Regions from separate parts of the Mus musculus genome. Here region 1 is linked to region 2. Evidence: chromatin loops called from intact Hi-C (ENCODE). Cell type or tissue: left cerebral cortex. All regions are shown on one strand. Links, peaks and the distances in the headings refer to the core of each region. The heading gives the core; the rest is flanking DNA.

Region 1 (15,634 bases), core at 5,930-10,929, 82 kb after region 2:
AGGTAGTTCTCAGAAAATTCCCTCACTGCTTCCAGCTTTCTGTCTCTGCTTTGTTCTTGCAATTTAGATATGAGCTCTCAGCCTCCTGCTCCTGCCACGATGCCTTTGGGATGACTCAAAGCTTGCATTTTATCTTCTGAGCTCTACTAAGGTGTGATTATTAAAAACATTTCTATTTCATCTTTCTTGTCATTAACATGAGAGTTGTCTTAGTTAGGGTTCTACTGCTGTGAACAGACACCATGACCAAGGCAAGTCTTATAAAAAACAACATTTAATTGGGGCTGGCTTACAGGCTCAGAGGTTCAGTCCATTATCATCAAGGTGAGAGCATGTCAGTATCCAGGCAGGCATGGTGCAGGCAGAGCTGAGTGTTCTATGTCTTCATCCAAAGGCTACTAGTCGAACACTGACTTCCAGGCAACTAGGGTGAGGGTCTTAAGCCCACACCCACAGTGACACACCTACTCCTACCAGGTCACACCTGTTCCAACAAGGCCACACCTCCAAACGGTGCCACTTCCTGGTGCAAGAATATACAAACCATCACATTCCACTCCCTGGCCCCCATAGACTTGTTCAAACACATGAGTCTTTGGGAGGTAATACTTAAACATAGCATAATGCAAAATGCATTTAGTCCAACTTTTAAAGTCCTCATAGTCTATAGCAGTCTCAAAAGTGTTAAAAATCCAAAGTTCAAGGCCTCTTCTGAGATTCATCCAACCACTTAACTGTAATCCCCAAAGAAAGACAGTAAACCAGCTGGGCAAACTCCAAACTCTGCATCTCCATGGCTGATGTCAACGCAGTCTTCAGATCTCCACTCCTTTTTCCTCTTTGTTGACTGCAGCAAACTGCTTTCTCCTGGGTTGGTTTTACTCCCAGTTAGCAGCTTTCCTCAGCATGCATCCCATGGCTCTCACATCTTTGCATCTTTAACATCTTTGAGTCTCCAAGGCAATTTCAATGTTACAGCTTCTTGTTTCAGTGTCTGAGATTCCATTTGATCTTTTGGGCTCCTCCTAATGGCTGGCATCACTTCTCCAGCTCTGCCCTCTGTAGTACTCTAAGCTCAGGTTGATCCACTCCACTAAGGCTTCTGTTCTTGGTGATCATCCCATATTACTGACATCTCCAATACAATGGAGTGTTCCACTCCAACTAGGCCTTACCAATAGCCTCTCATAGGCTCTCTTCATGATGCCAAGCCTCAAATTTTTTGCATGACCCCTTCAGTCCTGGGCCATCAACTACAACTGAGGCTGCACCTTCATCAACGGCCTCTCACTGTGCAAAGCCTCAGCTGCTCTTCATAACTCTTCATGCTTTCAAAACCAGTACCACCTTAGTGACTCTTACACATTACCAAATACAGCTGCAGTGAGAAGTAAAACCTTGGCTATCTCTGGAACACAGCTTTTTTGTGCTCACAGAAAACACTTCCCAGAAGAGTTCACCTCAGTGACGCTGGTCTCTTTTTAATTACTGCTAATTTCTTAGCTCCAGCTAACTAGCATCGATTGTCCAAGTAGTCCCTTCTATTATTCCCTCTAAAGCCAGAGCCACATGGCTGAAACTGCAGAGTTCTGGTGCTTGCAGGGGCTGGAACATGGCCCCCTTGTTCTATTACATTATCACCAGCTTTCTGTTCTCCAACTCCTTCACTACCTAAGATTGGCTCTTCTGGATCTTGCTCTGTAGATTGACCTTGAACACAGAGATCAGCATGCCTGTCTCAGTCTCCTGAGATTAAAGGTGTATACCACCATGCCTGGATCTAAATTTAGCTGTGTAGGATCTTGCCCCAAGGTCCCACTCCCTTAATTTGTTATCTCTTAGAACACAAGAGTTTACTCCATTTCACTTCCTGCTACTCCTTTAATACTCGAACCATATAATTTATATTTTTCCTTTCTAAGCTTGCTATGCTTGTTCAAACATCTCTTCATAAGACTTAACCAGAGAACAAAGTATCTGCTGGGCTTTTTTGAAACTTCCCTTGACAATGCAATTAATCTGAGTCTTTTCACCTTAGTCTCAAACAGACTTTTCAGACAAGGGCAAAAAGTAGCCACATTCTTCACCAAAATACCACCAAAACAGTCTTTATGCCACAGTCTGAAATTTTTCTCCTTTGAAATCTCTTGGGCCAGGTCAACACAGTTCAAATTACTCCCAGCAACAAAGTCTTCCATATTCCTACTGGGATGACTCATTAAGCCCCAGCATTCCACTGCTTTCCAAATCCAAAGTTCCAAAATCCACATTATTTCAAATAAAAGCATGGTCAGACCTATCACGGCAATACCCCAGTCCCTGGTACCAACTTCTGTCTTACTTGGGGTTCTACTGCTGTGAACAGACACCATAACCAAGGCAAATCTTATAAAAAACAACATTTAATTGGGACTGGCTTACAGACTCAGAGGTTAAGTTCATTATCATCAAGGTGCATGGCAGTATCCAGGCAGGCATAGTGCAGGAGGAGCTGAGAGTTCTATGTTTTCATGCAAAGGCTGCTAGTGGAAGACTGACTTCCAGGCAACTAGAGTGAGGGTCTTAAGCCTACACCCACAGTGACACACCTACTCCTACCAGGACACACCTATTGTTACAAGGCCACACCTTCAAATGATGCCACTCCCTGGTGCAAGAATATACAAACCATCACAAGAATCTTATTTATATATTCTCCTTATGTTTGTGGGAGTCTTGAACTCCTTATAAAAGGCTTTACCTGTGCTGTACATTTGAATTTGATGGTAATATGTTAGGAGAATGTGTAGAATATATTTGTTCTCAGATAAAATATATTTGTGTGTCAGATAAAATTCGATATAGTCTATTTATAGTTTGTACACTTATAACAGTGGCTCCTTCCTCCAGAGAACTTGAAATCTCTTCACACAGGAAAAGACTAGTTCATTTTTATAGACTCATACGAATGGATGAGTCAGGTGAGGAGGAAATGTTTATAAGATTTGTTGCTGGGAGTAATTTGAACTGTGTTGACCTGGCCCAAGAGATTTCAAAGGAGAAAAATTTCAGAATGTGGCATAAAGACTGTTTTGGTGGTATTTTGGTGAAGAATGTGGCTACTTTTTGAAAGCATGAATAACTACTATCTTCTCAAATGAATATATCTTCTCAAATGAATCTTTAGCTTTATTAATTTTTAATTATTAAGAAATTCACAAGTACATTCTTCCTCTATCGGCAAAAATCCTAGATCACTGTCACAACCAAATCTTATAAACATTTCCTCCTCACCTGACTCATCCATCTTATGAGTCTATAAAAATGGACTAGTCTTTTCCTGTGTGAAGAGATTTCAAGTTCTCTGGAGGAAGGAGCCACTGTTATAAGTGTACAGACTATAAATAGACTCTATCGAATTTTATCTGACACACAAATAGGTGCTCAAGTGGTGTATTTGAAATGAATATAAGCCTGAAAAACAGAATAATTAAATATTGCATATATCGCAACAAATAGAGCTGTACCAAGTAGCAGAAGCTAGTAATACCAATGACTCAGGAGGCTCGTCAGGGAAATAGGAAGTTCAAGACCAGTTGGGGATGCAGTCAGCCTGAAAAGTTATTGCACACAGGGACAGGGTAGAATATTTACATGCTTAGAGGTAGAATATTTACATGTTGGAACTCACTTTCTCTGACCACCATATATCTATTTACACCTTGTCTTTCCAATTCAACTCACAAACAGTTATGGATCACAAGTATCTCTTTCCAAAACTGTATCTCAGTGGGTTCCTCACAAATGCCTTGATGTAGGCAGCTGGCAAGCTTTCTCGGTAACCTAGTTGTAAAGCATTTGGGGTTGCAACATGGCTTTTCAAATTAAGCACTGAAGACCATTCTTTGTCCTATTTATAGTAGGGCTTATCCAATATCCCTGACTTTCACCCACTACATGCTAATGGCTCTCATGTTGCAATAGTTGAACAAGGTCCCATACATTGGCTAGGGCTCTTATGAGAGAACACAAAACAAAACAAAATAAAACAAAACAACAATAAAAACCACTCTTCCATGAAAAGTGTTGGTCACAGTGATGCTATAGTCTCTGCCCTGGCTGCTACTATATACTAGGTCCCCCCTTTTTTTTTTTTTTTTTTTGAGGCAGAACTTCATGTACATTTGGCTGGCCTGGAACCTGAATTTTGACTTGGTTGTCTTTAAACTCAAGGAGATCTGTCAGGCTCTGCCTCCTGAATGCTGGGACTAAAGGCCTTGTCTCCACATTCAGCTCCAAGATCCCTGATGAACACAGTTGTTCTATCAAGTGAGACTTGAAGACTCTCTACTTTCCTCTTTGGTGTCTAGAAATGTCTTGTTCTGGCATTGTAAAGAGAAAGTGTCCCACTGCTATCCATTGACAGTGAGTCTGCAATACTTTCTCTTTGAGAAGATGGCACGTGTATGCTTGGGAAGGAAGGGAGAACAGGTCAGAAGTCGCCTTCAAAGTTTTCAAAGATAACCTGTAATCTACTCCTTCGGGGAAAACTTCCCATCCCATTCTAGTAGGCCTGAATGGAAGTAGCACCCCTCCAAGCTTCCACATCATGAGAAGACCCCCACTAATCCCCAGGACATCTATCAAGCTGGAGCTAGACCCTCAGGTAAAATTCTCTGAGCTTAGCATAGAAAATAAGAGTTACCAAATCAAAGACCTTAGTAAACAATGAGTGGCCAGATGGATGAGTCATGTTTTCAATGGTGAGCTTGATCTGGTACCAAGCTATTTCTATTTGAAGAACAACTGTTGACCCTGCTCAGCAGGTACTGGCTTTTGATCTTTTTACTTGCAATACTACCAAATGCATTTTCTTTTCCCAGTGAACATCTGCTAACCATTAAGTATTTTCAAAAGTCACACCAATTTGAGCTGGAGAGTAACTACTGAAAGTGCTCTCTGTGTTAGCATAAAGACTGAGTATGGAGCCCCAACATCCTATTTGAGAACTAGGTATGGGACATGGAATGCCTTTGTGACCCCAGGGCTTTCTGGGTTAGGGGGACAGCAGAGGGAATAAGGGAGATTCTGGGGTTTGATGGCAAGGCAGTCTAAGCAACCGGTATGTTTCAGAATTAGTGAGAGACTATCTGGAAAGCTAAGTTGGGAAATCAGTTCAGGAACACACACACACACACACACACACACACGATACCAATTTAACAAAGGATATAGTTTAAGGATACTTTAAAGGTTTTTCTGAAACGCTTTCTGTCTCCCTCTGACTGATCTGGCATTGGTCTGTAGGCTGACATCAGGCTCGCAGCAATCCTCCTGCCTCATCTCCACACATTCTGTGATTAAAGTTATGTAGTAATCTGCTCAGTTGTTAATATTTTCTAAAAATTACTGTTTAATTTATATGGCAAACAAACATTTTCCATCAAGATTTCAGTTGAATTCTATCATAAATAGTGTTTCAGTTCTAGTCTGCTCTGTTCTATATCTCTCCTAGACTTTGAAGTAAAGATGGATCTTTAAAACCATATCCATTTACTTTGAAAATAGAACAGCAGCTTCCATTCATTCTAAACAGATGTACTGTGGGTGTAATGTGCAAAAGGTATCAGTCCTTACTCTAAAGAAAGACATTTCATTCACATCCGAGCTGAATACATAAGGCCCAAACCATTCTCTTCTCTGTGACTGTTTCACACAAATCATTTATTAGTCACATCTTTTACATAACAAATTACATCATGTATGTCTGTTAAGAAGAATTATAATTTAATTACATAAATTTGAAATGAAGGCAAAAAATTTCCCTGGTGTGTTCTATATTTATACTTGAACTTCTTTCCTCTCTGGAGTATACAGTCCTGCCTTGACCCTGGGGAACTGTGGCTTCATCTTCTGAAAACACTTCTCTATTTTTATACCCTCATTAAAAAAAAAAAAAGACAAAAAATAAACCCTCCAACCTACAACAGAATTCCAGATACATAGCAGTCTGAAATACATAGGCAGGCCTACTCTCTTAGAAGCAGAAAAATCATCATGCAACCTGGGTTCCACATTCTTGATTCTTGACTGATAATAACCTAGTTCCGTTTCCTGAAGGAAAAAAGGAAGCCCATTTATTATCGACAGAGGCACCCTACACAATCAATCCTTCTTTAATGTCTCTGAGAAACCAGAAAATGTTATTTATGGCAGTTAATTTATCAGCTAAAGCAATAATAACAGATTGCTTATAAATGGTGTCACCATGGGCTGATGTGGGAGTCAGGCAGAACCAAGGGACAAGTCCCCTCCGTGGCTTTATGTATACTATTGGACATAGGACCCGAAGATCAGCTACAAAGCTTTAGCTTCTTAATTTTTCTTAGGACAATAATCGTTTCACAAAGCAAATGAGCTTAGACAAACATGGCTATTGAAATCTAATTTGAAAATGCAAGAAATGCTTAAGAGGGCTAAATTTTTGGATGGTAATGTAGCATCCTAAATACTAAATTTAAAAAAGTGGTACAACTGGGAATTGTTTATAAAGATGCGTGAACCTTAGCATTTGATTGGTGATGTTTCACTGTATGAATGAATGACTAGTGATGAAGGATAATTGGCAGCTGGCATAAGTGCACCCTGCATGCTTACTTGGTTATATCCTGCTACATCTATTATGTCCAGAAATGCCCCGCATTTCTAGAGCAGCAACAATGTTATTTACTTGGTTTGCATGAGTAAATTATTAACAAACCACTCAAATGACATTTTGTTTTTGCTTTTCCTCACAGGTTCCTTCACCATCGTTTACTGGGCAAGAGAAGGGCGTTTAAACCTGGCAGCAAAACTTGCCAGATATGGAAGGTCACACTTCTCTAGGGAATCTAGAACGCTTGTTTCTCTCTTTAGATAAACCAAGAAAACTTGAAGCTATCTAGTCTCAAGAGCCAAAGCCAAGTCCACAAGAAGACACCTTAATGTTATTTTTTTTTAATCCATACTGAATTTTAATCCATACTGAATGCTCAGCCTTGTCTTTCCCAGCTATCCTCACTAAATTAACTTGCATAAATTTTCTCTCAGACCCAAACTTCCCTAAGTCATTGTTCCCCTTTTATGGCAGTGGTCTTAGAAACACACTTAGTGTACAGAAGACACCTGGAAGATAATAGGATTAGTATCTGTGGAAGATAATAGGATTAGTATCTGAGCATTGTCTGACTATGCACTAGAGAAGCAACGGCTGACAACAGTCTCTCACATTTATTCCTATGGTTGCTACCCCTAGGTAGAAACATTATCAATAACCTCTTAACAACATAGTAATTAGTCTAAAATGAAAGGCTTCCATTATGAGCCACATCTTCTGGGGTTCTGATCTTTGAATCCTCACTCTCTGCATTAAATACAGCTCACCCTGTAAGCTGAATCTACAAACTGTTGAATCAGAGATGAGCTGTATCAGATGTGAAATTAAGACGAAAAGGTCGAGAAGTCCTTAGGCTACATTTTAGGAGCCCTGAGCTCAGACATAAGAAGTCCACAAACTGTACAGAAAGATCATCAGGAGAGGCAGGATGCTAAGCCCTGAGATACCTGTCAAGAGACAAAGAGGTGATCCCAGCTTCCTGTTCATCTCTGGATCCCTATAACAAGCCCACACCCACCAAGATCCAGTTCTGACCACCTTCTTGCAGCAGTTGCTAATAGATCACAGCTCAACTATGACCAGCAAAAACATCAACACATTAAACAGAACTCTATTATTTAACCCCCAAATGGTACTCAGGATACTGCAAAATTTTTAAATGGTCACTTTGAGCGCAAACATTTGGAGTAGTTTGATATTTCATAATAAATAGCTAGAGGCAAGAGGGGAAAAACAGCTTTGCCTTCTGTTTTAAGCCCACATTGACTAACACTTTTCTCTGCCCACTCCTTGCCTACTTTAACTTTTGATTATACATTTGACTATCACATATGACTAAGGTAAGAAAGTGCCTGCATGATATGTTAATCCTTGTTAATGGATCCCACTCATGGATGCATGTGGGGCATTGGGAGTGGGGGAAAGAGGGAGTGGGAGAAAATCCGTTTCCTACCAGAGTTTCGGTACTCTGGGCAGGCAGACATGGAAGGACTGCTGCATGCTTTCCACGAGGTCCCGGGTGGTGTCTGGCTGTGTGAAGCCACGGAATCTGAGCTTGCTGGGGGTGGGGGTGGGGGTAGGGAAGGACAAGGTGCAGTCCTAATAACAGGTTCTCAGTCTCTGGCATCTCACACTGGATACCACGGAAAATCTGAAAGCCAGCCCCAGGGCCGAAGGGAGGAAAGGGCAGGAGGAGGGGGTGGGGGTGGGGCGCTAGGTGGTTCTCACGTGGGCAAGAGTCCCTGGTCTGCGGTGGCTGGAGTGCAGGAAGGCCTTCCGGAGGAAAGTTAGACATGGCTCATTAAGGGAAAGTCTATCCCATCATTCATGTATTGTTGGGAGCCGCCCCCACATTCGCCGTCACAAGATGGCGCTGACATCCTGTGTTCTAAGTGGTAAACAAATAATCTGCGCATGTGCCAAGGGTATTTTTCCACTACATGTACTCTGCCTTTCCCGTGACGTCAACTCGGCCATGGGCTGCAGCCAATCAGGGAGTGATGCGTCCTAGGCGAAGGATAATTCTCCTTAAAGGGGACGGGGTTTCCGCCATTCTCTCTCTTGCTCTGCGCTCTGGCGCTCTGACGCTCTGGCGCTCTGGCTCCTAAAGATGTAAGCGGGGGGCCTTTCGTTTTTGGGGCTTGGGGCTTGCGCTCCTGCTCCTGAAGATGTAAGCAATAAAGTTTTGCCGCAGAAGATTCTGGTTTGTTGTGTTCTTCCTGGCCGGTCGTGAGAACGCGTTTAAGAATGTATGGTGGGCCTTGATAAACAGAGACAGTCTGTGGTTTTTAGAGCTTTATTGTAGAAAGAGAGAGGGGCAACCATAGCCACGTGGAAAGAAGGGGAAAGGGAGAGAGAGAGAGAGAAAGAGGGCTAGAGATGAGATTAGGAAAGTGAAAGCTTAAAGAGAGTGAGGAGGGGCCAAGCAGCCCCTTTTATAGTGGGCTGGGCTATCTTGATGATGTCAGGTAACTGTGGGGAGGAGCATACCTGGCTATATAGTCAGGTAACTGTGGGGGGTGGAGTCTAGACAGAATGCCAGAAGCTTGGGACATTGTCTGCATGACTGATGGTCACAGAATTATGGACTTGGGGGCCCTGTGGTGACAGGCACCTGGCTCTGGGAACATGGCTCGCTTTTCTGCCCCTTGTAGAGTTTTCTACTGTGTCACCAGAGCAAGCCTCATTCAACCAAAATAGGCCCCACAGATCCATTATGTATAAGGCTGTTTTTTTTCCCTCCTCTCTCTGTTTCTATTAACTTCTTGGACAAAGCTCTTCATTCTCTTGTGTAGCCCCTGGGCACCTGTTCCTTACAAATGCCAGAGGCTGTCACCAGAGAAGCTGCAGGTGGATCCTGCTGGCAGAGGGGGTCTGCTGGCATAGCTTGCTCTCCTTGCTTGTCCCACTTGCACACAGGGCTCCCTGCCAGGGCAGTGGTCTTTCAACAGCCTGTGTTCCTGACTGGGGGAAGAGGTGTACTGTTCAGGAGCAGCGGTGGAAGCATGCTGAATTTCACCCTATTTGCTGCAGCCTGGGTACTGAGAAACACCAGACTTAAAAGAGGCCTCCAATGCCTTCAAAGCTTTCTAGGTAGGCAAGGGCAGGGCAAGGTCCTGGTGACATTCAGGTCTCAAGCACAATGCTTGACTTTCAGTTCCATGTCTATGCCCTCTTGACCTCTTAAGTGTTTTACCCTGCAAATAACTCCTTCAGAGGTGCCAAGAATGTTCAAGAAGCATCTGCTACTACTGCCAGAGCCTTTCTTATACTGTTCTACCTCAGCCGAAGGCACCCTGGATTTCTATTTTTCGGCCAGCACCAGCATCCTGCAAGTATGGCAGGGTGGCCACAGACTATAGTCTGCTGTGCGTTCCCTGAAGACCCAGTAGCAAGTTGCTCAAAGAACCTAAAAGGAAAAGGTCTGTCTGATCAGTTTGCTACATCCATGTGGGGACAAATCCCAATGAACCACATTAAGATGTACAATTATAACACATTTACTACTGGTTTGAAAACACATTACAAATAAAATTTTTATCTTTGAAAAATAGAGTTTCATATTTTGTCAGGATTTGAGGAATTTAAGAACTGATTTTTTAAATAGTGACTCCTTGTGGGCTTTACTTTGCTTTCCGGACATTATTGAGATAACAACAATATTTCAGTAAGGCCTATAAACAAAATTTTGACTCTTTTTTTCAGTTCTTAAAATTTTTGTGGTTGTATGCAAGAATTCCCTGTATTTGGAAAACATTCAAAGGTGAAAGAGGATTCTGCTTGCACAATACTGGGTTCAGAACAATCATAGGTGGCAGAGAGTGTGTTGTTATTTGCAAGTATGTAACTGTAATAAGTTTTTTAAAATTAAAGACACATAAGACTTGGGTCTTAGCTCCACAGAAGCTCTATATGAAGAGCCTTTGGAATAGTGCCTACCTGTTGGTATTCATATAGCTCCCAGATAGTTCTACTGTGTAGCTCAAGATGACAAATACTGTATGAACCCTGCCAATAAGGAGAGGAGAGAATGGAAAGGATCGAGGCTGGTAGACAGTGAGCTAGCTTTGGTACTTCAAGTTCAGCCGGAGGTATACAAATGTCAAAGCAGATTTCCTAGCACTGTCTGCCTTAGTTACTGCTGTGAACAGACACCATGACCAAGGCAATTATTATAAGGACAACATTTAATTAGGGTTGGCTTACAGGTTCAGAGATCCAGTCCATTATCATTAAGGCTGGTCCATGGCAGAATGGTGCAGGAAAATTTCTACATCTTCATCTGAAGGCCGCTAGGAGAAAACTGACTCTCACATGGGTAGGAGGAGAATCTCCTTGCCTAGCCCGACAGTGACATACTTCCTCCAACAAGGCCATACCCCTTGAGAATGCCACTCCCTGAGCCAATCATAGTCAAACTACTATATTGTCTCCTATCTTTCTCCAGAGGTGTGGATGCTCAGCAACAGTGACCTGACAAACATCATTTTAACAAAAAAGTCATACACAGCAATGGGAGCAGAGATGCCCTGTTAACTTTAGAGAACTGAAAGTACAGAGTGTCCATTCTCACCCCTCCATGGTGTAAAAGAGAATGTAGTGGAACAGAATATGAGTTGGCATGTGTGGCCCCTGCTGGTGAGTAGACATCCTGCCTGTCACATACAGAATCCACCTGAATTTGTGTGGGCAACTAGCCTACTACTTCAGAACCAGCCAGGTAATTGTCACAGAAGCAGGAAATAAGCCAGACATGGTAGTTCACACCGACAAGCTGAGTCAGGGTAATTGTCATGAGTTTTAAGCCAGAGTGGGACATGAAGCATGTTTGGGGCTGGCCTGGCCTATGTAGAAAGCTCCAGACCACCCTGACCTACAGTGAGGCCCTCACTTAAAACAAAAACATAAAAACAAACAGAAAAAGATGAAAAAAAGAATGATAAACAACAACAACAACAACAAAAAACAAGAGAAATAATTTTTTATAAACCTTTTCTGCTATCTCCTGCAAACATCATGATGCATTTTATTTGCTTTTTAATCTGATTCTAAAAAGAAAATTAGCATTCTGAATAATTTGCATAAATATTGCTGCTCATGTTTGCACACTGCAATGCAAGTTTTAAGTACAAATGTGGGAGTATTTAAGGTACATGCACAATGACCGCGACAGCACAGTTTGCAGTTTGCAGTGGGGACATGCATATGGATTCAGGTTTGACAGAACAGCAAAAGTGCTGCACAACACCAGCCCAAAGGTTTGCATCTCCTCTGAGATAAGCTCTGGTTCTTTTCATATGCTCTCCCTCCTGGTTAGGTAACTCCACAAGGCAGAAAACTAGTATGGTCTGAGCCCCTTCCCCATAAGCCCACACAGTTCACTTTAAATGTTCTCAAGGTCCTGGTTTACAACCATGTTCACAAGTCACACTGCCAGCTGTTTCTGCTGGCCTTGCAAATTTATATCTATTCCTAACTGAAATAGAACAGAACTCTTTGCTTCCTGCTTTTGGCCTAGTTATGTTTCTGCCTTTCCAAGCCTGGAGAGAGCAGCGTGCAGTTAACAGCTAAGAGGGAAACACATTTCAGGTTGTCTTCCATCTGCAGACACACACAAACTGGCCATTGAAGTGCTGATTGATGAATTCAGTCTTACAGAGACTCAAATGTCTTTGAAGTATGGATAATATTGAAAATTTGTTGCATGTTTGAAAGAAAAAGGCAGCTCTGGACCCCTAAGACCAAGTTCTCAGCACAAGAGAGATTCATTTGCCCCAGAAGGCAGGGAATAAGAGGCAAAGACAGAAAATGGAGGACAAGGGGAAGGGCAGGGAACAAGGGAGAGGAAAGAGGGGTATTAGTCCTGGAGGAACAGAGAGCACCCTCTGGATAGAGAGTAGACAGATGTGGCCCATAGAATAATGACAGTTTATAAAGTTAAAAGAGGAAGCCCCATATTAGAATGATATGTTTAATTTTAATTGGCCATGTTAATTAGATGAGCCAAAGGGGCTGTTAATTGCTGGACTTCCATACTTTGATGGATGGACCTTGGTAGTCAGCCTCAGGAGAAGGTAGTCACAAAATAAGGGAATAGATTTTGGGGGTCGGGGTAGTTCAAGAATGTAATCTAATGGGTTTTAGCAAGGCAGGGGGAATGGAGGAGAAGGGCTTGGCTTGCCAGAGCCATGCTTGCCACACTCAAGCTGGCCAGAGTCCCTCAAGGCTGTTCTACTCTATTGAAAAGCCTAGTTCTGGAGTTGGAATTTGGGCTAACTGTTCCAGACTCATGCATGTTTGTTTAAAATTTCCCTCCAAATCAGTCAGGGTGGTCACCTTACTCTATGATGGGAACACAGATAGCAAAATAGAACTTCCCAGGAAAAGACCCTTAGCTTCAGAACCAGAGAGAAGTAACCTATTTCCCTTGAGGTTAGCAATGGCAAGGTGGCTCACTAAATACTGCCTCCTCATTTTGGGTTTCTGTATTTGAAGGTTTGCTTTTTTTGATAATTTAACTTTGTATATTTTAGGATTTATAAGTTTATTGAGTATGTTTCCTAAGGGAGCTATAAAATTTAAAGTTAGCTTATAATCTGTGACAAAAGGGAGAAAATAACTACATAGATAATCTTCATTTGTTATAGCATACACATTAGTAATTTGGACCCAACTCTTGCTTAGAAAAAGGCTATGTGCCTCATGAGCTCATCTTGGAACACTGTGTGGCTTGCCACCACCTTGGTTGGTACCCTCATCAAGATGGAAGCATGCTGTGTGACTTTACTAACGTATTGGTTAGAGTGACTGTTCACAAGGTATTCATCTATTGACAATTGTACTCCTCCTTTGAGACCAGCCTTTCCAGACAGCTTGTTTTAAAACCGGGTCATTAAAAAACCCTGAGATATTGTTGCTATTTTTGTTAAGCTTTAACTATTTGGAGAAACTGACTCATATAAAAAAGCAGAATTTTGTAAAACTAGACTATCAAAATGAAGTTCTCATTCTCTCTGTGGACTGCATTTGTGGTAATGGGTTTATTTTGTCACTAAAGGATCTTTAATTCATAATTATCCTTTTTTAAGACTCAAATTTAACATGGATAAAATTGAAAAACTATAACCCTATAAAAGGTACTGCTTAGTCAGGGTTTCTATTCCTGGACAAAACATCATGACTAAGAAGCAAGTTGGGGAAGAAAGGGTTTATTCAACTTACACTTCCATACTGCTATTCATCACCAAGGAAATCAGGACTGGAACTCAAGCAGGTTTGAAAGCAGGAGCTCATGCAGAAGCAATGGAGGGATGTTCTTTACTGGCTTGCTTCCCCTGGCTTGCTCAGCCTGCTCTCTTATAGAACCAAGACTACTAGCCCAGAGATGGCACCACCAACAAGGGAACCTCCCCCTTGATCACTAATTGAGAAAAGGCCTGACAGCTGGATCCTGTGGAGGCATTTCCCCAACTGAAGCTCCTTTCTCTGTGATAACTCCAGCCTGTGTCAAGTTGACACAAAAACTAGCCAGTACAATTGATCCCTTGTCAACTTGACACACAAACACATCACAAGTAAGCCTCAACCTTACTTATTCATTCCCAAGATCTAAACAACTTTAAAAGTCCCACAGTCTTTACATATTAAAAGTTAAATCCCTTTAAAAGATCTAATATCCTTTAAAATTCAAAATTTTTTAAAAATTCAAAGTCTCTTAACTGTGGACTCCAATAAAATATCTTCTTTCTTCAAGAGGGAAAATATATCAGGGCACAGTCACAATCAAAAGCGAAAATTAAACTCCAACTGTCCAATGCCTGGGATCCAACTCACGATCTTCTGGGCTCCTCCTAGGGCTGGGGTCTCTTCTCTAGCCCTTTCCTTTGTAGCAGACGTCTTGTCTTCTAGGCTCCAGCTACTGTTCTTGGTGGTCATCTCATGGTACTGGCATCTCCAAAATGCTGCTGTCTTCCACTGTAACAAGACTTCACCAATAGCCTCTCATAGGCTCTCTTCATGTTGCCAAGCCTCAACTCCTTTGCATGACCCTTTCAGTCCTGGGCCATCAATTGCAACTGAGGCCGCACCTTCACCAATGACCTTCCATGGCCTCTAGCCGTGCTGAGACTCAGCTGTTCTGCGTGACCCTTTCATGCCTTCAAAACCAGTACCACCTGGGAAACTCTTACACATTACCAAGTCCAATCACAGAACAAGGTATAACCTTGGCTATCTCTGGAACACAGCCTCTGTGCTCTCAGAAAACACTTCCCAGAAGGTGTCTCCTCAATGATTGATGTTGGTCTCTTCTTAATCACCGCTAATTTCTTAGCTTCAGCTAACCAACATCAATAGTCCCAGTAATGCAAAGGTTTCACTCTAGTAGTTCTGGTATCTTGTTAATCACAGCTGATTCTTCAGCCCCAGCTAACCAGAACCACAGTCTTCACAATCAAAATAACGATGGCCCTGAAAAGAGTCTTTAATTTTCCCTCTGAAATTTCACAAGCCAGTCCTCCATCTTCTGCACTGTTCTCAACAATATCTTCCAAGCTCCTACACACAGAATGGATCTTCTAGCCCAAAGTTCCAAATTCTTTCCACAGTCCTCCCCGAAACATGGTCAGTTTGTCACAGGAATACCTACTATGCTGATATCAATTTGTCTTTTTTTTTAATTAGGTATTTTACTCATTTAGATTTCCAATGCTATCCCAAAAGTTCCCCCATACCCTCCCCCCCCCACTCCCCTACCCACCTACTCCCTCTTTTTGGCCCTGGCGTTCCCTTGAACTGGGGCATATAAAGTTTTCAAGTCCAATGGGCCTCTTTTTCCAGTGATGGCCGACTAGGCCATCTTTTGATACATATGCAGCTAGAATCAAGAGCTCCAGGGTACTGGTTAGTTCATAATGTTGTTCCACCTATAGGGTTGCAGATCCCTTTAGATCCTTGGGTATTTTCTCTAGCTCCTACATTGGGGGCCCTGTGATCCATCCA
Region 2 (15,634 bases), core at 4,310-9,309:
TTTGCCAGAAAAAGCGAAACTCCCAGTTCCTTAGACTCTGGATTCAGACAATCCATGTCACTCAAGTCATTTACTTTATCAGAGACCATGAGCTGGTCACAGAGTTGAAAATTTGTGCTCTAGCATCTGACATCCTCTGAATAAGTTGCTGCTTTATAGTCCCTCTTTGCCTATTCAACAGACTAACCCATTTAAATTCTCAATTTACATGGGGCCCAAATGTATCCTGTAACTAGTTCTAGGTACTTTGTTTCAGAATTTATCTGTTGGTTATTGTTCTCATGGGTAACTGGTGTTTCATAAATTATATGTATTATCTCATTGATAACCATCAGATCCCTACCTAATATGGTTTCTGCCTAATGCCTTTCCTTTGCCTTGATAGAAGGGTAGCTAGAGTTTGGTGTAGAATGTCTTGTGGAGACCAGCCAGCCAAGGGATCCTTGGGGAGACATGTTCCAGGCTACAAGCTTGGTTTTTACTGTTGCTGCTGGCACTTAGTGTGTAAAGGAAAGAGGAGAATGGGCCATTAGTTATATGTTCCTCGAGTTATCACTTTGAATACCGAGGTAGCATTCATAAAACACAGAAATGAAAATGAGAACAAGAGCCATTGGGGTGGGAAGGAGGGGTGCCCCAACCAGGTTCACTGGGGTTGAAGTTCCAATAAGAATCCTGTATTGAAGTTCCCCAGAAGTGGTCATAAGACAGTGACTGGAACATATTGATATTAATACCCAGGGAGATATTCCCAGCTTATCCTTAGAGAAATGATATCTTAAGAGAGACTGTACAGGGTAGGGCTGAGAGAAAGGGACAGCCAGGAAGGATGTTCCAAGAGAGGATAGTTATCTGTTTCTCTATTTGTACCACTGGCCTGCCAAGCTGAGTGACATTTTCATCAGCTCCATGGAAGCTGCCAAAGTGTCACATACTATTGATGGTGCTTTAGTAAGCCATAGTCATCCATTTCTCCCCAGAATATCAGGAGAATGGCCAATCAAGGTTCAGATGTGAACTCTGGGTCCACTGGGAGAAAACAAGCTGGAAGGTATTTGCAAAAATGTACTGCTCTGTAGAATGCAAGGTAAGTTTATTAATTTATTAGGTGAGCCTCATGTTAATTTTGAGTTCAAAAATTCCAGTGTGAGGTCTCAGCTGCAGTGCCAAGAAAGGAGAGGGAAAATGTGAGGGGAAAGATAATTCCAGGAGCCACACAGCAGTAGGGAATACATGGTATATTCACTTTGAAGATCCTCAGGCAACCAGGCACACACCATACACATTGATTACCATCGAGGACACCTAGAAACACTTGTACGTTGGCACAGAGGCACATGGAGGCTGACACACAAACCTACAAAACACGTGATAGAATTGAACAAAACCATCCAAGACCTAAAAATCGAAATAGACACAATAAAGGAAACTGAAAGTGAGACAACGCTGGAGATAGAAACCCTAGGAAAGAAATCTGGAACCATAGGTGCAAGCATCAGCAACAGAATACAAGAGATGGAAGAGAGAATCTCAGGTGCAGAAGATTCCATAGAGAACATCAGCACAACAGTCAAAGAAAATACAAAATGCAAAACGATCCTAACTCAAAACATCCACAAATCCAGGACACAATGAGAAGACCAAACATATGGATAATAGGAGTAGATGAGAATGAAGATTTTCAACTCAAAGGGCCAGCAAATATCTTCAACAAAATTATAGAAAAAAAAAGAAAAAACCTTCCCAAACCTAAAGAAAGAGATGCCCATGAACATAAAAGAAGCCTACAGAACTCCAAATAGACTGGACCAGAAAAGAAATTCCTCCTGACACATAATAATCAGAACAACAAATGCACTAAATAAAGATAGAATATTTAAAGAAGTAAGGGGAAAAGGTCAAGGAACATATAAAGGCAAGCCTATCAGAATTATACCAGATTTTTCACCAGAGACTATGAAAGCCAGAAGATCCTGGACAGATTTTATACAGATCCTAAGAGAACACAAATGCCAGCCCAGGCTATACCCAGCAAAACTCTCAATTACTATAGATGGAGAAACCAAAGTATTCCATGATAAAACGAAATTCACACAATATCTTTCCTTTTATGCTGAGAAAACATTTGACAAAATCGGACACACCTTCATGATAAAAGTTTTGGAAAGGTCAGGAATTCAAGGCCCATACCTAAACATAATAAAAGCAATCTACAGGAAACCAGGAGCCATTATTAAACTAAATAGAGAGAAATTAGAAGAAATCTAACTAAAATCAGGGACTAGACAAGGCTGCCCACTTTCTCCCTACCTATTCAACATTGTATTTGAAGTCCAACCCAGAGAAATTCAACAACAAAAGGAGATCAAGGGGATGCAAACTGGAAAGGAAGAAGTCAAAATATCACTTTTTGCAGATGATATGATAGTATATATAAGTGACCCTAAAAATTCACCAGAGAACTCCTAAGCCTGATAAACAGCTTCAATGAAGTAACTGGATATAAAATCAACTCAAACAAGGCAATGGCCTTTCTCTACACAAAGGATAAACAGGCTGAGAAAGAAATTAGGGAAACAACACCCTTCTCAATAGTCACAAATAATATAAAATACTTTGGCGTGACTCTAACTAAGGAAGTGAAAGATCTTTATGATAAGAACTTCAAGTATCTGAAGAAAGAAATTAAAGAAAATCTCAAAAGATGGAAAGATCTCCCATGCTCATGGATTGGCAGGATCAATATAGTAAAAATGGCTATCTTGCCAAAAGCAATATACAGATTCAATGCAATCCCCATTAAAATTCCAACTCAATTCTTCAACGAATTAGAAAGGGCAATCTGCAAATTCATCTGGAATAGCAAAAAACCTAGGATAGCAAAAAGTCTTTTCAAGGATAAGAGAACCTCTGGTGGAATCACCATGCCTGACCTAAAGCTGTACTACAGAGCAATTGTGATAAAAACGGCATGGTACTGGTATAGCAACAGACAAGTAGACCAATGGAATAAAATTGAAGACCCAGAAATGAACCCACACACCTATGGTCACTTGATCTTTGACAAGGGAATTAAAACCATCCAGTGGAAAAAAGACAGCATCTTCAACAAATGGTGCTGGCACAACTGGCGGTTATCATTTAGAAGAATGTGAATTGATCCATTCTTTCTCTTTGTACTAAGGTCAAATCTAAGTGGATTAAGAAACTCCACATAAAACAGAGACACTGAAACTTATAGAGGAGAAAGTAGGGAAAAGCCTCGATGATATAGGTACAGGGGAAATATTCCTGAATAGAAAAGCAATGGCCTGTGCTGTAAGACTGAGAATCAACAAATGGGACCTCATAAAATTGCAAAGCTTCTGTAAGGCAAAAGACACCGTCAATAAGACAAAAAGACCACCAACAGGTTGGGAAAGGATATTTACCTATCCTAAATCACATAGGCGACTAATATCCAATATATGTAAAGAACTCAAGAGGGTGGACCCCAGAAAATCAGATAACCCCATTAAAAATGGGGCTCAGAGTTAAACAAAGAATTCTCACCTGAGGAATACCGAATGGCTGAGAAGCACCTGAAAAAATGTTCAACATCCTTAATCATCAGGGAAATGCAAATCAAAACAACCCTGAGATTCCACCTCACACCAGTCAGAATGGCTAAGATCAAAAATTCAGGTGACAGCAGATGCTGGTGAGGATGTGGAGCAAGAGGAACAGTCCTCCATTGTTGGTGGGATTGCAAGCTTGTACAACCACTCTGAAAATCATTCTGGCGGTTCCTCAGAAAATTGGACATAGTACTCCCAGACGACCGTGCAATACCTCTCCTGGGCATATATCCAGAAGATGTTCCAACCGGTAAGAAGGACACATGCTCCACTACGTTCATAGCAGCCTTATTAATAATAGCTAGAAGCTGGAAAGAACCCAGATGTCCCTTAACAGAGGAATGGATACAGAAAATTTGGTACATCTACACAATGGAGTACTACTCAGCTATTAAAAAGAATGAATTTATGAAATTACTAGGCAAATGGATGGACCTAGAAGGCATCATCCTGAGTGAGGTAACCCAATCACAAAAGAACTCACACAATATGTACTTACTGATAAGTGGATATTAGCCCAGAAACTTAGAATACCCAAGATATAAGATACAATTTGCTAAACACATGAAACTCAAGAAGAACCAAGATCAAAGTATGGCCACTTTGCCCCTTCTTAGAATTGGGAACAAAACACCCATGGAAGGAGTTACAGAGACACAGTTTGGAGCTGAGACAAAAGGATGGACCATCTAGAGACTGTCATTTCTGGGGATCCATCCCATAATCATCCTCCAAACGCTGACACCATTGCATACACTAGCAAGATTTTGCTGAAAGGTCCCTGACATAGCTGTCTCTTGTGAGACTATGCCGGGGCCTAGCAAACACAGAAGTGGATGCTCACAGTCAGCTATTGGATGGATCACAGAGCCCCCAATGGAGGAGCTAGAGAAAGTAACCAAGGAGCTAAAGGGATCTGCAACCCTATAGGTAGAACTACAATATGAAGTAACCAGTACCCCTGGGCTCTTGACTCTAGCTGCATATGTATCAGAAGATGGCCTAGTTGGCCATCAGTGGAAAGAGAGGCCCATTGGACTTGCAAACTTTATATGCCCCAGTACAGGGGAATGCCTGGGCCAAAAAGTGGGAGTGGGTGAGTAGGGGAGTTGGGGGTAGGGCATGGGGACTTTTGGGATAGCATTGGAAATGTAAATGAAGAAAATACCTAATTAAATAAATAAATAAATAAATAAATAAATAAATAAATAAACAAATAAATTAAAAAAAAAAGAATGTTGGTCAACATCCATGCAGAAACTGCACATTTGCACATTCTGAAAGAATGAAAGAAGATAGTGATGATGCCTCATGAAGGGATAAGAGAAGGAACTGAACTGAGAAACAATGATGGAGGGAGTCCAGGAAGAAGCCTGGTACTGTGTGCATGGTGCACAGATGAACACAAATCTCAAATAGGCTGGATTCAGGTCTGATCTGTTATTTCAGAAAGAATATCAGGATGAAGATGCAGAGCACACTGTACTTTTGGTATGTGTGTTTACAAGAATCAGCATATCCCTAGGCACCTGCAGGTTTAGAATATGGTATACAAAGAACAGAGAGACAGCAGCAGACCTCGTTTGAAGCCTAATGTGGGAGCTCCAACTATTTTGAGCATTGTCCACAGACTCTGAAGTCCACCTACACACAATCTGTGTGAGATTTTAAATTGACCATCTTGGTATATGAAGAATTTCTCACATTAGCACTGGGAGATGCCTGTAATCTCACTGGGAAAGGAGCACCATCAGAGGTTCTAAACCATCTCTCCTTGTCTTTGGATCAGGAGTAATTCACCATGTTCCAGCTTGCTGACATAATTTTAGGAGAATGAGATTAGACTACATCAAAACTGCATTACTGATTATCACCACTGCTAATAAAAATTGCTACATAATACAACCCCACAGAAAATAATGTGGGCAGGATTAGCTAGCTACTCAAACTTTATTGTTTGCTAGGCCCTTGTAGGTTATAGATTAGCTACTATAGTAGATAATACTACTATTGCATGCCTGTGTGGAGGTTCTAAAACCTGAAATATTAGCAGGCTTCCAGGGAATTGTAGTGAGAGTTCCTGATTGAGACTCACAGATATCCAAAGTTCCATTCCACTTTCTTAAGAGGAGTAAGACTTCCCCTGAATCACTGCCAACTTACTCTAGAAATCGACAACTTCAGGTGCAGATTCAAATCTATAGCTTGTCATTATCTTTTAAGCTTGTGTTTCCTCATCAATTGATTTTTTTTCCTTAAGAATTCTAGTGAAATTTGGAAGTTTCTATGATAGGAGCCATGTAACTACTGAGAATGAAAAGAAAAATTTAATTTTAGTTGTTATGCTAAAGATAGAAGATTTATATGAGGAAGTAAGTAAGCAGGCATGTTAGAGAATTACTGAAAATTCTCAGATTTACAATGACAAAAAGTGTACTGAATCTTATGAGGTAATATGATGTCTTTCTGAACAGGATGGGACTGAAATAGCAAATGCCTTTGATTGCTCACCTTGCCTAAGATAGGCACTTTGAAAACAAGTCACAGAAGATAACATTTCAGAGTTTTCCTATGTGTATTTTAATGTTCTGTAGGGATGGAAAGAAGGCCAGAATGAGGGAAGTCCTGACTGAATATGTATTGTTGACATAGGCCCAGCCATGTGGAGTACTTCAGGGCTTTGGATCCATGAAAAACTGGCAAAGCCATTATGCATATGAACCAGGTTCAAGAGGAATGCCAAAGCTTTTTTCATACATTCTTGTATGAGTGTTATGGCCTTTGACAAAGATGTACAAAGACTAGTGACTGCAGCTTCCTCCTCAGATGATTACAGCCTGAGACTGCTCACCTAGAACAGCCTCCTTCTAAGGCTACCCTCTTCCCTTGTGCTGTACTTAATAAAAGTTCCTGAAGGTCTTGGCTGCAGAGGTAGCAATCTCACTTGGTTCCAACATCACTGCCATTGTGTCCATGTGTCAGTCCTTACTTAATTCTTCAGCACCCATAGTCAATGTTCAGGGCCTAAGTCCCATAGATTGTGGAGCATTAACAGTAAAGATTTTTAAACACTGGCCTCAGATATTCTACCCTGTTCATAAAAAAAATGAGCATTGTTAACTGCTATGTTTCTACCATTGTTATCTTGTTCATTGTTATCTTCCTTTGCATCTCTGGGCTGTGTAGTATATGTATACAGCATATGTATACAGGGAATGAGAGAAGGATGTTGCACACACATGATGTATATGTGTTCAACATATTGGCATATGACACACTTCGGCATCTCATCCCTACTGCACCCTTTGGGGGACCCTGAATCTGAGCCTGAGATAGTCACCTTTGTCAAAGACTAAGAACTTTTCTCCATTCCCCATTCCTGCCTCCTGTGCTGTTTTTGCCAGAGTCTGTGATAGCAGATGTGGTAAGAGTGTGTGAGGTTGCCAAGATGCTTAACCTAGCCTCTGAGATTGCTGTGCCTGACACCTAAAGTTCCATATTCAGGAAGACTATCCACGCATCCATGAAGGATGGGCTTCTCAAGGAGGAGGAGGAAGAGGAATAATTTGTATTGGCAAGACTTAGAAGCTATCAATGCATAAATTAGACCACCAACTTGTAGAATCATAGTGAAAGACTCTTGCTTTAGAATATTTTCTCTGGGTTTTATGTTTAATTTGTTTGCTTATTCTTATAATGCCAAATTATTGAGTACCCGTTTTTGGTAAAGAATGTTTCACATAAGATTAGTGTTCACAGGGTAACTGCCTGTAAACTAGAAATGTTTTTCATTGACAACTAAAGGCAAATAACAGAATTGCATTCAGGCTTGCTTGGGCTAAATTGTGTAAAAGACACTTTTCTTATCTCTATGAATGAATACCTGCTACAAAAGCATCTTAGAGGTAAGGCCTCATTTTGTTTTATCATTGAGGGGAAAATGTGGCGACAGAACACAGAGCAGATGTTCACATGTATCTGTAATCAAGAAGCAGAAAGCAGATAATAAACATTGCTTGGCTATGAAGTCTTAAGGTCTACCACTATTGATGTGCTTCCTGCAGCAAGATGACACTTTCCCCAAAGTTCTACAACCTTCTAACAGTTCAATCAGTCAGGGACTGACTCTGCAAACACATGAGGCTCTGGGGACCATTTCACATTCAAATAAAAGAGAAGTTGTAGAAAAATAATGGGTGTATCCAGATAGAATATGCAGAATAACCAACCCCTGGCTTGAGGACATGAGATGCTCTGGGGCTCTTTCTTATAATTGTGCTGTCTGACCAAATGGTCTCTCATATCTTTACATCTAACCTACTACAGCTAAGCTCCTTTGCTCAGTACAAGCTCACATACCTGCCAGCTCACCATAGCCCTGGACTCAAATATGCAAGTTTTCACAATGTCTTCACAATCCTCACTCATCCTTCTATGTCTCTAGCTCCTTAGTTCATATCCTTTTAGAAGGGATCTACTTATGCTAGATTCAAGATGGTTCCTTTGGTGGAATATAACAACTTTAAAGATATGCTTCTTATCTACACCAGCATTTTGGAATAGAACTTCTTAGACCTGGTCTTCCCTGTATCAACCAGAACTGTTGGTTCTTTGAGTTCCTTATAAAAGTCTCTTGGGCATATCTTTAACACTATAGCCATGGAATGCCAGTGAACCTTGTTGCAAGCCCAGGAAGATAGAGTCTTTTTAGGATCAAGACACTGTTGAAATGTTCCATGTGATTTTGAAATATTTTTTAACTGAGTCATTTGTGTCCTACTCAGGACCCTTTGAAGTAGAAATTTCTTGTTTATTTGGAGACTCAGTTGTGTCTTGTGATTTTTTTTTCTGGAAACTGTCTTCTAAGAGGATGGTTTTGCTGAAGCAGACACATGGGAGGATATTTTTCTGAGAAGAGATATATGATGTTTTTCTGGAGGCAGCCTAGAAAGGGGATATGTGGAGCTTTTCTAGAGAGGATGCTTTAGAGAACACATGATGTTTGGAAAATATAACCCAACTGACAATTATGCTGTGTGGTATTGGTTTGCCTTGCCACTCTTTGCTGGTCATCTTTTGTCATGATTTCATAGAAAGAAATGCACCAAAGAACTTCTGGTAATGTTCTGGTGGCTTCTTGCTGCTTCCACAGACTTGGACCAATTGGCAAAGGCTCTCAGTTTCTTGTGGATCAAACTGCTGTTTTGATTCTTGAATGGAGTTTGTGAGTGGATGGAGCTGCTGCTACTGATTCCTGGGAAGTGAACTGCTGATACCCGGACAATGCAGATTATGTGAGCTCCAAAGAACTACTTCTAAAGAGGTCCACACCCCCCAATACCCTATTACCCTTTCCTTTCCACTACCTCTGGTGGGTGGTGGTCTAGGAGGTAAGTTAAAGCATTTAAGTACACTTATTAAAGTAGATTCTGAAAAGTATGAGCCTACAACCCTTACCTGAGGATACAGTCCATGAGGAGACTCTGGGGAGCTCAAGCATGGTGATCATGGCTCAGCTAAGGCCTACCCTTCTCTCCCATTACCTCTCCATCATTCAAATCTTTACATTTCTCCCTCCTGTCTCCTTCAAATTCATGGCCTCTCCTCCCATCCGTTGTTATGGTGTGTATGTGTATATAGGCCTAAATATAATCTCGGTTCATGGAGTATTATTCTTTTGTATGTTTTGTATATTTTGTATGTATGTTTTCAGGACATTTCAGGACTGACTGTTTGGCACTGAACAGCTAATTAGTGTGTTCATTATGGAGCTGACCATCTCCTATATTGGATTTTTTTCTTAATTGGATTATTTGAGATGGGAAGTCTTTTGATAAAAGTGGATCTCTGAGGTCAGAAGACCCACCCTAAATCTGAGCCACACCATCTGGTGGAAGCCTGTATAAAAGATACTGGAAGAAGGAAGACCCCATTTTTTGCCTATGTACCCTCTCTTTCTCTGGGGAACTTATCTGTCCTGCTGCAGATATTTTTCAGAATCTACTTTAATAAGTGATTCACTGGTGTTAGAGCTAACTTCTTTGGAATCCCAACATATATTCAAGACCACCTTAGACATTTAGCCTTGTACACTGAAAAACTATTGGATTCTTGAACTTTCCATTAGGAGACAGCCACTGTTGGAGTAGTCAGACCACAGCCTGTATGCCACTCCATGAATCCAAATTTAATATGGATTTAGTGGTCAGTTCTGTTCTTTTAGAAAACTCTGACACATAACATATATACTTCTGTTTGTAATATGGTGATTGGGGTTAAGCCTTAGTCTTTGTGTGAGCATAGCACATACTCAGTAATTGCTGAATTACATGAGACAGGGCCCTTTGTATAAAAAAAATAATAGGATATATGGATGTAAATATCCCATGCTGCTTAGGATGACATTGAACTTTTAATTCTCCTGCTTCTACCTCTAGAGTGCTAGAGTTAGAGGCATGTAGCATCGCTTGCAGTTGTATACGGAGCTGTGAATCAAACCCAGGAGTTCTTATATGCTAGGGAAGAAAATTACTCACTGAGCTTTTGAAAGGAAAAGTATTGGCTCAGTTATTAGCACAAAACAGATTAATTTTCCCCAAAGGGACAGAGGACAGAGAATAAGAGACAAAGACAGGAAATAGAGGGTGTGAGAGAAGAGGATGGGAATAATGGAGAGGGATATTTGTCTCCAAGGGACAAAGGATGCTTCTGGATAGAGAGGAGACAGATTTGGCACTTAGGAAAATGGGAATTTGTAGCATGGATTGATGTGTTGGTAGCAGGCAGGATACAGAGCTACCATCAAAATTCTCAATTACTAACATTTCATCCTAAATGGATGTGTGTGACTCAAAAAATAGTCAATTTAAAATCTGTAGGAAATTATCAGATTTGCAGGGTTCCTTCCTCCCTGAGTTTCTATAAGCAGTAAGGACTGCTGAGAGACTATTTTAGTGTCTGCTATGGACAAGTCACAGAGAGTTTCAGGAATGCAGGGTTCATGATTTGTCATCCAGGCTGAGGTGGGCTTTTTATGGTGATTAAAGAATGCCCTGGAGTCATACCTCCTCTCACACATATTCACCCCCCTCACATATATTCTCATCCCCCTCACACATATTCCCATAACTAAGCACAATAAAACCATTGGCTTGCCAAGAACACTTTGGTAACATTGTTTCTTTGCTCTGTCATTGGTTTCCTTCCTGGAGTAAGTAGATTTTTTTTCATTCTTCAGCAGAAGATACACAACAGGTCCACTTCCTCAAGGTTCCATATAACCTTCCCAAAACAGTGTCCCCAAAACAGTTCGGGAGGGCAGGGCTGAGTGGAATGTTCAAACACATGAACCAACCATGTACTTAGTCACCATCAAACAGTAGTTCTAGGTGTTTTATTAAAAAAAGGTTCTCATTCAGTTGTTTTGGGTTGTACCCCAAATTAGACAATTCTAGAAATGTCTTGGGAGATGGAAACTCTGGGAATCTGAAACTATTGACTAAGGAATCAGGAGCCAGGGAACATTGTGCTGTGCTAAGTAGAGACATGTGTAAACTGTGTTGATGAGTGTGGGAAAGGGTCATTCTTAGAAAATGGAAAAGGAACATGAGTGGCTTATTGTAGTACGTGCTTCAAGGAGGAAAACTGAAAACTTACCTGACAGATTTATATCCTAAAAGTTATTATGAGAGGACTAGACATGACACTCCCTCTCCTTAGAACACAGCCTTACAACTATGGTAAGTCATATGCTAGCAAGGGGTTAAACTCTCTCTTGTGAATGAGCAAGGAGTACACTGTTGCTTGTGGGCCCCTTGATCTCTGGTAGGTACTCAAGCAGATCACTGCAGCAGGAAAGCAGCTGCCATTATGTGAGGAATCAGGTGTGGCTGTGTGCTTGCAGAAGAGGTGGGTCAGAGTGGGTGAAGGAGTTAAGAATGAACTCACAGCTCATCACTTAGAAAGTCTACATGTCATAAAACCTTCTTAACCACTCTTGTTATAAGTTATTACTATGAAAATAGCAAATATTCATTATTCATATAATTAGTTTAATATTTGACTCAAAGTAATTTCCTAGTATACAATTCATAATACTTCAGTGATATGGAATTTGAACTGCAATATATAGAAATTATAAGTTGGGCAGCTGTTTAGGATGTTGGCTAGTGGGTATAGTGTTTGTATAGGATTTGTGAAGTCCTGGATTTGATTTTCAGCACCACATAAATAGTGCTTGAAAGCACATGGCTCTGATTCCAGCTCTTATGGAATGGAGGTAGGAGGAGCAGAAATTGAAAGTTGTCTTCTGTCATTTTGCAGCCATTCTGGGTTACATGAACTCCTAAGTAAAAAATGAATGAATAAACGAATGAATGAGTAAATGAATAATAAGTTTCTCTAGAAACGCAATTTGAAACAAAATCTAGACAATCCATTAAAAACAGTACTAAATCTAGTGGCTAATTCTCCAAAGAACACAAATGAAACATTTGTTGAACCAAATTAAGATTTCACAAATGGACAGATTAGCTGATTACTACCTCAGCTCTTCAACTTCATCTCCAGCCATTAAAATTCTTTCAGTAAATGTTTTGCTAAAAATCAATGAAGAACACTGATATGAAGAACACTGGCCCTTTAAAAATGGCTATTCCAGATGTTAATCTTTGGTAACCCTCAGTGACATGAGAAGATGTGATCCTAAACCCTTATAAAGCACCTCTGACAACTCCAGCCTGCTCATCATTTTAAATTCTATACACTGAAATGGCATTCCTATTATTTTTGAGATAGAGTCTCAAATAATGACATCACCCCTGAGTTGAGGAATTGCCAAGTCTGCTATGAGGAAGCAGACCTGGGGTTACTTGCTGGTCCAGCACCTACAGCTCACTAGCTGGCCATGTCAGGGTGCACCATGCTCCTGTTTTCCAGAAATGCTTGCCAGTGAGGTTCCATCTCCACGGCCCACATGCCTGGTTCCAACACAGTCCATCTACCACTAAGGCTCCTCTTTGTCTTGAAAAAATTTTTGCTGAGCTCAAATAACTGGTACTGAATTGTGGCTGAATGTGATTGTAGGAATTATAGACATTCACTGAAAGTTCTTAACTCATTTCCTTGTTTTTCTAGAAGAATCTAGACAATAAACATCTCCCTAAAGTGTTAGCCAATTTTTTTCAAATAAATATTTAGTCATCCTGTAGGAATTTCTGTGGAAAGCAAAAACAAAAGAATTAAAATAATTTCATTTGCACTATTTGTTCTCTTTTAGAATAAACTGGGCTGACAAGATGGATAAGTAGGGACACGGAGCCTGAAGACCTGAGTTCAATCCCTGGGACCCACAGAGTAGAAGGGGAGAATTATGAGAGTTGCCTTCCAGCATCCAAACATGCTGCTTGGCATGTGTACACCACTTCCTACCACACACATGAAGTAAAAAGAAACAGGACAGATTTTCTCTAAAAGGAGAAACCCTCCTATGCTACAGTCCAATGGATAGCTTCAGACTTGCTCTGAGGTGGCTTAATTTCCTGACATCAGAATTCCAGATCACACTGGTTCTCTGCCATTAATGCTTCTGTCTGACTCTCTAAAATCTTGTAATTATAATTACATTTTCATGTAAACACTTGCCTTTCCACACACAATCCCCTGGCAGCTGTCCAACTGTGTCTATGATTGCTGTTGGTTTCAGGGTCTTCTGTTTCAGTAGGATCCCTGTGGCACTGGGAGTGGAGAAAGGACCTGTGTCCTATATTTTCAGGAGACACATACGATAACAATCCTAATTCAAGGAGAGGTAAACTGGGGTACATAGAATTACAGAATTATAGACTGATAGTCAACTCAAACATAGCTACACCTAAGAACTTGCTGCCAGTAGAAATGTCTCTGTGGACTGCCACACCCGGGGATCCATCCCATAATCAGCCTCTAAACGCTGACACCATTGCATACACCAGCAAGATTTTGCTGAAAGGACCCTGATATAGCTGTCTCTTGTGAGGCTATGCCTGGGCCTGGGCAAACACAAAAGTGGATGCTAACAGTGAGCTATTAGATGGAACACAGGGCCCCCAATGGAGGAGCTAAAGGAAGTACCCAAGGAACTAAAGGGAACTGCAACCCTATAGGTGGAACAACAATATGAATTAACCAGTACCCCCAGAGCTCGTGTCTCTAGCTCCATATGTAGCAGAAGATGGCCTAGTTGGCCATCATTGGAAGAGAGGCCCCTTGGTCTTGCAAACTTTATATGCCTCAGTACAGGGGAACGCCAGGGCCAAGAAGTGGGAGTGGGTGGGTAGGGGAGTGGGGAGGAGGGTATGGGGGACTTTTGGGATAGCATTGGAAATGTAAATGAAGAAAATACCTAAAAAAAAAACAAAAAGAAATGTCTCTGTGTCAACCAATGGCACAGTGTCCACAGCCAGTTGACCAGATAAGTGTCTAGGTATAAAGCTGGGTCTTCCTCTTTGCCCTGACTCATCATACCAATCAAAACCCATGTAACCTTGAAATGTACTTGTGACTGGGCTTTTACAGCTACCCTATTGGAGAAAACAACAGAAAACCTTCTCTTGTACCATATGTAACAGCAACAAGAAAAAGGTAGGCACTAATGTCTTCAATACATAAATGTATAGCAAGATAGACAAATAAGTACATAATGAGGAATAGGCAACAGAAGATGCAGGCAGCACAGAAACAACACCTGAACAGAGGACCTCACAGGAAAAGTTTCCAGAAAAGACAGTGTAAAAATAGTAAAGTCACACTCTGACTATCTGAAATTATTTGCCATACAGATCTGGCTACTCTTGCAGGAGCTGCTGGTTCGATTCATAGCACCAACATGGTGTTCACAACCTTCTCTAACTCTGGTCTCAGGGGATCCATTTCTCTCTTTTGGCCACCAGTGGAACCAGGCACATAAATGGCATACAGACATGCATGTAGGCATAACATCTATACACATAGAAATAATTTTTAATACATTAACAGCTATGGTGATAATGGTGATGATGTTTTAAAAGTGTATTTGTAGTATAATATAATTTCACAGAAGAGTATGGGAGAAATAGAGTCTGAGAGATCCTGTGCTGGCTCTTTGTATACATTTCCAGAAGATTCTTTTACTTTGTGTCATCTTGACACAAGCTGTCACCTGGGAAGACAGAACCACAAGTGAGGAGCTTCTTCTATTACATCATAAGTGAGGAACTGTGTCCATCACATTGCCTAGTTGGGCAGGTCTGTTGGGGTATTTTCCTAATTGCTAACTGATAAAGATGACTCATCCCTGTGAGGGCAGATGGCCGTGGGCTATGCAAGAAATGTACCAGAGCAGCCCAGGGTGCAGTGTTTCCATCTTCAGTGGCTTCTGTCTCACCTCCAGTTTCACTGAGTTCCTGACTTGACTTCTCATAACTGTAACCTGCAAACCAAAAAGACTAGTTCCTCAGCAGTTATGTTTTGGACAGGTTTTTTTTCTTTAATCACAGCAACAAATGCAAATTGGGATACTTACTGAACTGTTAAGTCAAAGTTGGAGAAAATCTAAAACAAGGTGCAGAAAGAATCTCAACTGTATAACATGGAAATCAGAGAGATCATCTAGGCAGCTGGGAAATGTCTGTGCTTTGCTCATTCCAAGGATCTGAGAAGAAAGGAGAGACAGATATTATCTTAGGAAAATGAGTAGCAGGCTTACAGAGGTCCAGGTGCCAAACCTCAGTCTTCCTCGGACTCATCAGCCCTCCCATTATTCACTGCCTATGGGGCTGTGGCAATGTCTGCAGCTTCATGTACCCATCTATCCGTCATCCATCCATCTATCCATTATCTACCCATACACCCACCCATCCAACAACCTGCCTACAGATAGATCCACAGCCACGTGATTCGATCCTCCTCTAAACAAGATGCCATAGTGAAAGGAGCACACAAATTTCAAAAGTTTTGTCATAAGTACTTTGAACATTAAACCAGGAAAATAAAAGTAAAAT

The links. Hi-C counts contacts between places; a loop is a spot of excess contacts. Peaks named below come from ENCODE experiments on the same cell type or tissue, not always from the same donor. Only the 100,000 strongest peaks of a DNase experiment are listed, where the experiment ranks them.
Region 1: a loop joins it to region 2, with 5 times the contacts of the local background. A loop is called at or near these places in 3 of 42 quality-filtered maps.

Annotation. Positions count from the first base shown.
Region 1 is chr14:17,423,524-17,439,157 of GRCm38, reverse strand. No RefSeq gene overlaps it. Among named protein-coding and RNA genes, the nearest start is that of Gm32121, 24 kb to the right of the region's middle. In left cerebral cortex, for the core only: no CTCF peak of the experiment used is centred there; DNase peaks (open chromatin) are centred at 7,984 and 9,923; H3K27ac peaks cover 980 bases.
Region 2 is chr14:17,503,564-17,519,197 of GRCm38, reverse strand. It overlaps Gm32187 (a long non-coding RNA gene), which reads left to right. Exons shown (of 4, transcript XR_383104.2): 4 at 981-1,266. Among named protein-coding and RNA genes, the nearest start is that of Gm32187, 16 kb to the left of the region's middle. In left cerebral cortex, for the core only: no CTCF peak of the experiment used is centred there; DNase peaks (open chromatin) are centred at 5,229, 5,714, 6,242 and 7,058; H3K27ac peaks cover 2,015 bases.